Regions from separate parts of the Homo sapiens genome. Here regions 1 and 2 are each linked to region 3. The links are chromatin contacts, found by Hi-C or POLR2A ChIA-PET in ENCODE. All regions are on one chromosome and are shown on one strand. Each heading gives the region's core, a stretch centred on a gene start or an enhancer-like site at or near the end of the contact. The rest is flanking DNA. Distances are from core to core; before and after follow the strand shown.

Region 1 (3,843 bases), core at 137-2,636, 220 kb before region 3:
TTGAGCAGCGTCCCTGGCCTCTACCCTCCAAATGCCAAGAGCACCTCTGCAAGGTCTTACCACTGGAAAAGTCTCCACACACTGCCAGTGGCTCCGTGTGGGCCCAAAACCATCCCTGGCTGAGAAGTATTGATCTGAAGTGTTTGGGTTTTCTGGGAGCTTTCTCAGGTACTGACTCACTTGACCTTCGACTGACTCGAGGCCCAGAGAAGCTATATGGGTTCGTTAAAGCCAGCGGCGGCCAGCTGGCGGGGGTGGCAGTATTGGGGTGGGTACAGGGGTCAGCCGACTCCTAGTCCTCTTTAAGCTGAGTTAGATCACCTGATGAATACTGGGCCTTCATTTCAAAACAAAGATTCAGAAAATGAAAACAAATCAAAATTTACAGAACCGTGTGTGCTGCTTTCTCTGCCTGCTCAAACCTCTGAATACCAGATGATAAAAGAATAACGATCTCACAGACTGACCAATTAAACTGACACGTCTTGATGGTACGAATTTAAGTTTCAAACAATGTCACTAAGGTCAATGTACACGAGCCCTCGTCAAAACGAAACGGCCGCGTCCAAACCAGTCCTGACCCGGGCGGCTGCAGCCCGGCCCCGGGAAGGCTCCTCCCGGCAGAGTGCGGAGACCTGGGAGGCGCCCGCCACCGGCCAGGCCAGCGAGCCGCTTTGTTCTCGAAGCCCACCTGGGCCTAGAGAATAAGTGTTGCCCCGGAGCGGGTGGGGGTCCCCATAAGGGGGGTTTGAGTAGTTCGCTCCCCAGCCACCCGGCTGCGTGAACAGCCCCCCAGCGAGCGCACGGCCTACCCCCCGCGCTCCGCGGCCCAGAGCGGCCCTCGCCCGGCCTCTGCTCGCCGGGGCGGCGGCGCGACCCACGCGCCCGGCCGGGGCCAGGGGTGCTCAAGATGGCGTCGTCACGGCCCCCGTGCCCGGGGCCCCACGCGAGGCCGGGCCCCAAGCGAGGCGCTGAGTGGGGAGAACGAGCGCTCGCGGCTCACGCCAAACGCCGCCTCTGCAGGCACTCGTGGAGACCGGCAGCGGGGCCCGCGCTCAGCTACAGCCCTGACCGCCCGCGCCGCTGCCCCGCGCACGCCCGCGGGCGCCCACAGCGCCGCGCCCGGCCCCGGCCCTCTCTGGGCTCCCCAGCCCCACTTCCGCCCGCGTCCCCGGCCCCGCGCAGGCCCCGCCGCCTCACCGCGGTCGAGCCCTTCTTGACGGCCTCCTGCGCGTACTCCACTTGGAAGAGGTGGCCGTCGGGCGAGAAGACGGTGATGGCGCGGTCGTAGCTCATGCCGGCGGGCGGCGGCCGGGCTCCTTCCGCCGCGACTCTCAAAAGCGCACACTCACGGCCCGCGCGCACCCGCGACTCCCGGCGCCACTACGCCCGCGCCCCACCCTCGGCGCCGTGTCCTGCGCTGCCGGCGACGGGCGGCGTCAGGCGGCGACGGGCAGCGTCAGGCGGCGTCGGGCGGACGTGATGGCGCGCGCCGGGGCGGGGTCAGGCCGAACCACCGGTGGCCGGGGGTGGGAGGCGGTGCTCCGGCGAGGGCCGGGCGCTGGGTGCGAGGGGGTCGCCGGGGGCCACCGTTCGGCACTGGGCCGCAGACCGTTCTGCAGGGCGGAGCGGCGGCGCCGCGGGCCCGGAGGCGCGGCGACGGCGACGGGGCGGACGAGCCCACGACGCGGCGCCCCCCGCGCTCCCGCCCCCTTCCCCCCCTCCGCGACTGCGGATAATGAGCGCCTCGGGCCGCCCAGCGCAGCCGGAGTATCCACCTCGATGACCACGGGCTGAGCCCCGCGCCGCCACCATGTCCGTGGCCTTCGCGTCTGCCCGGCCAAGAGGCAAAGGGGAGGTTACGCAGCAAACCATCCAGAAGGTGGGCCGGGCCGGAGCGGCGGCGCTGGGCGGCGGGTCTGCGGGCGGGCGCGCGCGGGGACGGGGCGCGGGCAGCTGGCGGGCGCGGGGCGCGAACAAAGCCGGGGCGCAGCCGGGCGGCCGCGAGCCCCGACGGCGGCCCCGTGCCCTTCCCCGCGTCCCACGCCTGCGCGCCGGCGGGCACCCGGCCGTGTGGGGGGCGGTCCCCGGAGAGCCTGCGCCAACTTTGTTGGGGCGCGCGGGTCCCTCGGGCCGGGGCACTGGGCGGTGGGGGCCGGGCGGACGCTGGAGGCTGCCGGCCCCCGAGCGCGCTGTCCCCCGAGTCCGCGGCGCGCGCTGGGAACTGTCCTGGGCTATGCCGGGCGCACGGGGACCCCTCGGGGCCGGAGCCGCGGCGAGGGCTTGTCGCGCTCCGCAGCCAGCTTCGGTGGCGACGGCGGGCGGTACTCGTTTTCTGCGCTCATTTTGGTTAGTGGTGAGGGGCCCGGGTCGGCCTCCGGGCGCACTTGCGACCGCGGGGACTGTGGCCGGGGCTGCCCCTCTTGCTCCTGGAGCGAGGCGCGAACGATGGAGGCACGGAAGGACGCGTCCCGATCCCCATTTGCGGGGCATCGTTACGCAGCCCGGCCCCGTAGGGAGCGCACCGCCCCCTCCGTATCCTCGCGGCTACGCCGGGTTTCAGCGTGACACCCTCGCCAGCCGCCTCGCCTAACAAACTTGACGGATTTGCTCCACAACCTTTCTTCTAGCTCCGTAAGTTCGGCCTTGTGGTTTTCAAGAGACAGCGTTTATGTGGGTTTGGGACACCGTTATCCAAAGCCCTAAGTTTTGAAATTGAGACTTTGTATTTTCTGCTGTTTTTTCTGTAGAAGACAGATTCGGAAGAAAATCAGCATTAGCCATACCCGTTTCAGTTGTCACAACATCTGTTGGAATGACATTGGTTTTTTTTCCTAAACTCTGACTCCGTCTTCACCCTGGTGGGATTGCAGGGATAAACAGTGGTATTCCTAGGTTCCCAGGAGCCGCTTGTCTCCCTAAGGGGGTTCACCTTGACCTTGACTGAGGCTGTTATTCCTTGATGACGTGCCAGTCTCCTGTGGAAGTTGTCCTAAATCTATCGCCTATTTTGAGACTACCTTTGCTGTTGCTAGTTTTAGAAATTTGATGGTCTTAACAAATGAGAACCTTGGCCAACTCTGAACAGGAGAGATTGAGAATAGCAGAAATACAGATTTACAAGTGTGGCATTTTAATTTACTTAGTAAACACTTATGTGGCGCTTACCGTATCCCAGACACTGTTCTAGGGGTTTTATAAATCTTGATTCATCCAATTCTTCATAGAAGCTACTGGCATCCCGTTTAATAGCTAAAGAGGCTGCGGCCTAGGGAGGCCGTGCCTTGCTGGTAAGTGGACACTGAGGCCTAGGGGGGCTAAATGCCTTGCTGGTAAGTGGCACAGCCAGGTGTCGATCCCATACGGTGGCTCCAGGGTCTGCTCTGTTGGTGCCCCTTGATCTGGGAACATTTGGCCAGGCGGAGGTCAAGCTCTAGGCTCAGAGGCAAATGTTGGAACCCAGAGCATCTCCTGGCACTCTGGTTTTTTGGAGCTTAACAGTCATTGTTCCTGAAGCTACCTTTGGCTGCAACGTTTATCCCATTATTTGCACTTCGCACACAGTTCCATTGAAGCTCCCCAAATTCTCCAGGTAAAAGTGTGTATTGAGGTGCTGCCCCGAACATCAGATCAGAAAGGAAGAAATGCACCTGTGGACCGTGGGTCCCTGGGCAGAAACTCAGCCTGCTGACCATTGGAAATAGGCCTTCAGTTTAGGCTGCTGACTTGGCTTGGTAGGGCCAGCAGTCTGCGTATTGGGCTTGGTGTTTTGACGGTGAATATATGTACCCAGGGATCTTTTACTGGGAGGTGTGAGAAGGCTGAGAAAGGTGTGAGAGGTGT
Region 2 (3,362 bases), core at 575-3,074, 250 kb after region 3:
TTCTAAACTTCTATAATGAACTTGTGTTGGTTTTTTAAAAGGAAAGAAAATGTATTTCCGGCCAGGCGCGGTGGTGGCTGAAGCCTGTAATCCCAGCACTTTGGGAGGCTGAGGCAGGCAGATCACCCGAGGTCAGGAGTTTGAGACCAGCTTGGCCAACATGGCAAAACTCTGTCTCTACTAAAAATACAAAAATTAGCAGGGCGTGGTGGCACACGTCTGTAATCCCCATGCATTTGGTGGCGATGTGAGGCCCAGTTGGACTTCCTGCATGCAGAACTGATTAGAGGCACCTGGGCCTCCCCTACCCGTGTGCTGGGGGCCTCCTCTGACCTCTGCACCTGGAGCTTGCAGGTAGATGCTGAAGTTGAGCTTCCCTGCACCTTAGTGTTCTGGGATCCCAAATCTATCCACCCCGCTGCTCCACCCTGCTCAGGGTGCCCATCAAGGGCCGTGGGGACTATAGCTCATCAGAGACCTTCCTGTTCCTCCTCAGAGATGCTGGTTTCCGAGGAGTCCCAGGAGGGCTCCCAGCAGGGGCCGACGGACATCCACACAGCAGCAGATTCCAGCTGGGGTCGCTGGGTGCCTGGGCTCAGCAGGGGCGAGGCTGCCCTCTCATGGCCAGGAGAGGCACTGCCTGGGAGGCCAGTGGGAAGGCCCCGGGGACTTCACAGGTCCACACCCGCAGGGAGAGGAGTGGACCCCACGCAGGGATTGGGCTGTTGGGGCCTCTGTGCCTCCCGGAACCCCACGCATTTGGTGGTGACGTGAGGCCCAATTGGACTTCCTGCATGCAGAACTGATTAGAGTTACGAGAAAGACTTTTTAAAAAAAGACCCTGAGATGTCAGCTTTGGCAGCTGTACCTACCGGTGGAAGAACAGGCTCCTTCCCTCAAGCATGACTGAAAACCGTTTAAAAAGAAGTGCTCTGATTCAATGGTTCCCAGTTACACCGAGTTATGGAGACATCGTCCCTGGAGCGGGGCCCGCAAGAGTCTTTCCCTCCCATGGGGCAACGCAGTGGCTGCGGATCCCAGCCAGCCCCGAGGGACACAAGTGTGGCCGTGGTCAGCTGCGGCTTTGCTAGAGGCCCTCCCTGCTCTCATGAGACCCCGAGGGTGTTGGCTTTCTGCCCCCAAGACTGACAAATGGCCAGGTGGGCCTGCAGGTGACCTCCTTCCCTCATGGGCAGCAGGAACCAGGTGGGCCCCCACAGTGCCTGGGGCAGCTTATGCAGCAGTTACAGAGATCTGGATCTGGGTGAGTGTTTCCTTTTATTCCTTCTTATATTTTCAAAAATATAATATGTCTATGCATAGAAAAATGCCCGCAGCATATGCAGAAGTCACCAGCACATACTGGGATGATCCCAGGAGGCAGTGGTCAGTGAGGTCAGTGGGGTCCCCTGCCCCAAGGCCACCTAGGGGCCCAGCCTTGCCTGGGGCCAAGACATCACTGAGCAATGAAGATGTGAGCCTGGGGCACCTGTGACTCTGCGTGTCACTCCAGAGCCCAGCTGAGGCGCTGGAAGGGGCTCCAGGAAAAGCCAATTTGGGCACCCGGAGGGGTGACACCCACAGTGGCCCAGGTCTTCTGCTTTCTTGAAATCCACGAGATTTTGATGAAATAAAAGCCATTGGCGCCTCCTTGGGGTCTCACAGTCTCACGTGACAACCGGGAGAGAAGCCGGAGGTGGGTGGGTCAGGCCATTCCGGGCACACAGCGGGACAGCAGACCCTGAGGACACTTGTCCCCGCCTGGGAGTTCTCCACCCTCCTGTTCTCGGATGTGACTCAGCAATGCCAGGGCTCTGCAGCTCCGGGAAGGCCCCGAATCGGCCTGCCAGGCCCACTGTGAGACACGAGGAGGAAGGGGTGGCGGCTCCTCAGCCGACACTACCCCAGGCAGGCTTCCTGTTTGTGCCCCACTAGGACCTGTCTCCTGCACGGCCAGCCCTGAGAGCCCCACAGGGTTCGTCTGTTTCTCCCCCAGAGACCAGGAGGCTGGAGGGATCCGTGGGCCCATTTTACAGATGGCATAGGGCAGAGACTCGAGGCCAGGCCTAGGTCTGGCCTCACACCTGACCCCCACCTGCCCCCAGCCAAAGGTCACAACCCCAACCCCCTCCACATCCGTAGGTCATGCCTTGGAAAACTGCCCCACCCATGCAGAAGATGGGAGATTTTGTCTAAGAAAAGAATGATGGCTTTGCAAATATTTCCACTCTGGTTCCCCATGACAGTTCACTGTGAAACCCCGGTGACCCCACATGACCTGCCGTTTCCTGTACAAGGGGGTCCCAGGTCTGAGTAATTTTGAGATCACGAGGTCCCAGGATGTGGCATTTGACACGGGCAGCTAAGGCCAGGAGCAGCCAGCAACCCCAGAGCCCAGCCCCTCCCCGGGGCTCTGAGGGGAGGAATTCTCTCCCCCGGGTAAATGCACCCAGGTGGAGGTGTCAGGTCAGCCACACAGACCGACCTTCCCGCCCAACGCTCCTGACTCACCAGGGCTGGAGGACCACCAGGGACCTCCCTGAAGGCTCCATCCTGTGTGGGCTGACTGTGGGGCCAGAGAAAGAGGAAGCTTCCAGGCTGGGCCCCACTACCCAAGAACCTAAAGCAGCCCCCGGTTCTGCACGGGGAGCAGCGTCTCCTCTTGCCCCCTGGCTGGTGAGCAGAGCTTCCTTCCACAAAGCGGGGGGTCAGTGGAGACAGCCCACTCTATCCCCAAAATGCTGGGCCAGTCGGGGGATGGGCCACTCTGTCTCTGAAATGCCAGACCAGATTGTTCATCTGCAGGGTTTCTTCGGCGCGAGATGAGAGGCCTCTGGTCCCATCCTAGGAACCACGGCCCAGACTGTCCCTGCCTCAGAAGAGTGACATGGACACCCACACACAGTCCCCCCAAACAGAGACACACACGCCGACAAACCTGTGCACGCTCATGCCCACTCACACGCCACACCCCCTCCCCTGCTGGGCACCAGATAATGGAGCTGCGGAGCTGTGTGGCTGCAAGCCGCCCTTTCCGAGCTTCTGCTAGGTGGTGTGTTCAAACCTGCAGGCTTCGAAGAGTTCTGAGCATCTAGAAGAGCAGAGTCCAGTAAAAATGTAGCAAAGCCACGCATGTAAGTTTACCTGTGCTGGCAGCCATACTGACAAAAGGGAAAATAAACAAATGAGATTAATTTTAATACTTTTTTATTTATTTATTTATTTTTTGATACGGAGTTTCGCTCTTGTTGCCCCAGCTGCAGTGTAATGGCACAATCTCGGTTCACTGCAAACTTTAGCTCCCAGGTTCAAGCTATTCTCCTGCCTCAGCCTCCCAAGTAGCTGGGATTACAGGTATGCGC
Region 3 (3,812 bases), core at 920-3,419:
CTTTGGAAGCGAAGGGTTCACCTCTATTGCTAGACATGAGCTGGGCGAGGCCGGCTGGTTTCTCATCCAAGCTGGCTCTGAGGCATGGAGCACCACAGCCCACAGCTGCCACTGAAACTGTGGCCACTTCCCAGGCTCCTCGGGCCAAGCTCACAGTCTCAGGTGAGGGGGGCCAGCACGCTGTGCCCATTTTAAAGACAGCTTGAGGCTGACAGAGGGAAGCCACACAGCTGAGGCAGAGGAGAGGGGCGTTGACTACAGGCTGGCCCTTTACTCACGAGACGGGGGTAATAAGCCCCCACAGAGGAGACAGATCTGAGAGGGGGCCTGTGGCCCCCAGCCACGCAGCATGGGCAGGCTGTGGGGGGGTGGTCTGAGGTTCACAGGGCACCTGGAGCCTCCCCTGCCAGAACGGCAAAATCTCAGCTGGGGACACTCAGCCAGGCCCTCTGTGGTGAGGTGTGGCAGCAGGTAAGGAGACAGTCACAGGCCCTCCGTCCTGAGACCCGGCCCCTCTGAGTTGACCAGATAAGGGGGCAGCCAGGAGGCACCCAGGTTCCCACAGCTAACCCCCGCTGGACCCTGTTCTGGCTGGGGGGCTCCAAGCAGGTGTCAGCAGCTTTCCAGGGCTCAGATCCCCCATCTGAAGTGTGGGCTTGAGACCTCCTATCTCAGAGGACTGTGCTGGGCTTAAGGAGAGAACGGTGAGCCCAGAAGCCTGGGGAGGCTCCTTCCCCCTCCACCAGGGCCAAGGGGGTGGGGCAGGCAGAGGGGGCGGGCCCAGCCCAGGCTCCTCCATTCATCCCCATAACGTCTTGCTCCAGGGCCCTCTGCCCCCACCCAGCAAATCTCCAGCTACTCGCCCCTGCCCCAGCCTCTCCTTCCGGGAAGGCAGAGGTACCAGGGAGGAGACAGCTCAGGTTACACAGGCCCTCAGGGCCCCTAGACTCTCCCTAAGGTGGGGCTGAGGTGGGGAATGGGCCTAGAGCGGCCGGTTGGGAGCCGTTGGAGCTGACTTTGCTGCTCCTCACCCAAGGCTGACCCCAGGCCCAACCTAAGTCTACAGGGCCCCAAGAGCCTTGGTTTTCAGGTGAGGTGTCCATGCATGGAGTCCACCAACAGAACCCGCCTACAGGTTTAAGGCTTGTTGGGGAGGGGACATGCACCCCAGGGGGTCTTCAGGGCCTGAACCCACATCTCCCAGGGAGACTGAAGCCCCCGGACCCTACCACCTGCTGGGCAGAGATGCTGCCCCTCCTGGGAGCCACGTGTTCCCAGCCCCAGTCAAAACTTCGCAGCTGGCCCTCCCCTACTTTGGAGGTCTCCTCGAGTCCCTAGACTCCTCCGAGAGGGGCTAGTGGGAGCCTCAGGTGGCTGGCCCCTCCCACCCCATCCAGAGGCCAACAGGTTCCAGCCTGTCCCGGGTAGGGCGGAGCTGCGCCCCCTCCCCACCGGCAGCAGGCGGCGGAGGCCAAGTCCCGCCCTCCCCGGGATCCCGGACTTGGGGCCGCCAGGGACTGGGCCCGGCCCCCCTCCCGCCCCGGTCACCGCAGTCGAACTGGACCGGCGCCCAGCCGCCCCCGGGTCCATGCCGGGGACTTTAATTCCGCCTTCCCGGAGGGACGCGAAGTTTCCCGGCCGAGACGGAGCGGCCGGGTCGGGGTGCCTTCTTGGGCCCCCAAAATGCGGAACCAGAGAGTCCGCACCTGGACTCGCCCCGGGCCACGGCGCTCCCCCTGGGGTCGGGCCGGTGTTCCGGGTCCGAGTGCCCCGGGAGGAAGCCCCACGGCCCGCCCCTGCGCTCACCCGGATGGTCTGGTTGGGGTCGCCGCCGGCCACGGGGCCCCCTACCAGCTTGCAGTAAAGGTCCTCGGTGGGGCGCGGGGAGCCGCGCGCCGGGGCCTCCTCTCCGCAGGTCGCGGAGGCGGCGATGCGGGCGCCCTCGGCCAGGTTGAAGTAGGGCGGGTGCAGGCTGAAGCCGCCGCCCGCCTCCTCCCGCGCCCGCGCCGCGCCCAGCAGCGCCAGCCCGACCAGCAGCAGCGGCGCGGGGCCCCGGGGGCCGCGAACACACAGTGCGCTCCCCGCGCAGAGCCGCTTCGCCATCTTCCCGGCTCCGGGCCGCGTCCCCGAGCTCCAGGGACAGCGCGCGCGGCGGGAGCCCGGCGGGTCTGAAGCCAGGCGGCCGGCAGGGCTCGCTCCGCCCGCGGACGTCAGGCCCCGCCCCGGCCCGCCCGAGCGCCCGAGCCCCGAGCCCCGGGGAGAGGTCCGGGGAGGCGGGGTGGGGGGGGGAAGGAGAGAGGAGGGGGAGGGGCGGCCGGGCGGCCTTAACCCTTCGGACCCCGGCCCGGCCGCCTCCCGGAAGGGGCACCTGCTGGCCTCGGGCCAGGCCGTGGGACGACGGCGCCGCCGGGCCCCCAGCCCAGGTCGTAGCTCCGGGTCCCGGGTGGGACCCTAGCGCTCCCCACGACGCCCTGGCCCCCAGAGCGCCCACCAGCTCCTCCCAGCCCAGGGGCCCACTCTTTGTTCCCCTAACTTGGGTGCACCACTCGGCTGCCCCCGCTCCTCCCCCAACAGCGTCCGTCCTGCTGGCTGCGGGAAGGTGCCCTCTGCACCCGCGAATGACCATCTGCAGAGGAACGGGGCAGCCTAGGTGGGAACCCCCTGCTTCCTGGGGCAGCCAGGTCAGGTTCAACTCGGCCTGGCTCCCGCCTGCCCCAGCAGGGCTTAAAAATACTCTCAGATAGGGAAATAGGGGCAGGAGGGACTGGCCTGCAGCTGCAGCCCCCTTTAGAGGACGGGGGCGGTGCTCATGGCCCCACAGCCGCCAAATTGGCTCTTAAGGAGGTCGGGGGCTCTGGTCACAGCTGCTGAGCACCTGCTGGGTGCCTGGAAGCACCTGTGCTCCGGGGCCCGGTGGACTCCACCAGCTCTCTCGGCCTGGCCTCCAACCCGCTGCACAGCCGCGCACGCGTTCCTGCCACGATCGGCGGCTCGAGGACGCCTGGCAAACAGCACAGGACCTAGAGGCCGAGATCAGGTCTTCGTCTGCCTTTGGGTGGCTGCGGCCCTGGGTCTCCTACTTCCCTTGGGCTCCGGGGCCAAATCTGCCTCCAGGGAAGCCCCGAGGGGGTGGCGGCGGGGTGGGGCTGCAGCTGCCGAGCTGGCAGCAAACCCCCATCCCTGAGCCAGGCCAGCTGGGCGGGCCATGGTCCCAGATGGGCTGTGGGGCTCATCTCTCGCTGGGTTCCCTGGACAGTCCCGGGGGGCTGGGTGGGTTTGTGGGGCACTGGCCAGCCGGTTCTGGTGGGGGTTCTGAGCTAGCAGCTGTCCCTGGAGGGTGCACCTCCTTGCACACCTTCCTGGCGCCCTGGCCTCCTGCAAATCTCAAATCCCAAGAGGGTGTATGGCCCTTTCTCTACGGAGTCGGGAGGGCGATGGGACCCTCTCTCCCTCCTCCTACTTTCCGGCCCGGCAATTCTTCCATAACTTCACTATTAGTTCTCCCACCTGGGGGAGGGGGGAGAGGAGGCGGCTCCCCTTGGCAGGAGAAGCTCCAAGTGGGGGAGGGGCTGGCTGGAGAGGGGGCGGAGACATCAAGGAATCTGCAGTCCAGGCGCAGAGTCCGGCTCTGAGCTGCTTTAGATCCCGTGTGAGGCAGAGAGTGGCCTCTGGGCAGTAGCGGGTCCCCAGGTGGGGGCTTGGCCCCAGGCAGTGTGCTCTGGCTCTGGGCTCCCCCTTGACAGCTTGGGGCTCTGACAGCCTGGGGGACTGGAGGTGGAGACTCCTGAGACCCTGAGGGCTTCTTGGGATCC

What was found. Hi-C counts contacts between places; a loop is a spot of excess contacts on that map. ChIA-PET counts read pairs that join two places held with the same protein, here RNA polymerase II (POLR2A). Pooled maps may share reads with other maps.
Region 1: a loop to region 3 is called in a pooled map, with 2.8 times the contacts of the local background. The contact joins the promoter of PSMA7 here to the promoter of LAMA5 in region 3. A Hi-C loop is called at or near these places in 4 of 168 maps with a recorded cell type or tissue (PC-9, Right ventricle myocardium inferior, ascending aorta and 1 more) and 5 of 50 pooled maps. POLR2A ChIA-PET finds 5 or more read pairs at or near these places in 2 of 52 experiments (H1 and MCF 10A).
Region 2: a pooled map shows a loop between it and region 3 (2.3-fold over the local background). The contact joins the enhancer-like site here to the promoter of LAMA5 in region 3. A Hi-C loop is called at or near these places in 1 of 168 maps with a recorded cell type or tissue (PC-9) and 1 of 50 pooled maps. POLR2A ChIA-PET finds 5 or more read pairs at or near these places in 3 of 52 experiments (HepG2, MCF 10A and PC-3).

The regions. Positions count from the first base shown.
Region 1 is chr20:62,142,008-62,145,850 of GRCh38, forward strand. It overlaps PSMA7 (proteasome 20S subunit alpha 7), which reads right to left and starts at 1,387. Exons shown (of 7, transcript NM_002792.4): 1 at 1,201-1,387. The coding sequence starts at 1,296. SS18L1 (SS18L1 subunit of BAF chromatin remodeling complex) reads left to right here and starts at 1,762. Exons shown (of 11, transcript NM_198935.3): 1 at 1,762-1,882. The coding sequence starts at 1,814. RefSeq lists silencers at 589-1,228, 1,269-1,978, 2,099-2,158, 2,189-2,238.
Region 2 is chr20:62,616,412-62,619,773 of GRCh38, forward strand. No RefSeq gene overlaps it. Among named protein-coding and RNA genes, the nearest start is that of LINC02970, 15 kb to the left of the region's middle. RefSeq lists enhancers at 394-543, 2,211-2,260. Within about 2 kb of position 1,825, at least 28 of the 41 ENCODE cell types and tissues checked have a DNase peak (open chromatin) inside an H3K27ac peak, as active enhancers do; they include PC-3 and PC-9, where a contact is called at or near this core.
Region 3 is chr20:62,365,143-62,368,954 of GRCh38, forward strand. LAMA5 (laminin subunit alpha 5) reads right to left here and starts at 2,170. Exons shown (of 80, transcript NM_005560.6): 1 at 1,807-2,170. The coding sequence starts at 2,103. RefSeq lists enhancers at 1-276, 975-1,674, 3,773-3,812 and a silencer at 1,854-2,293.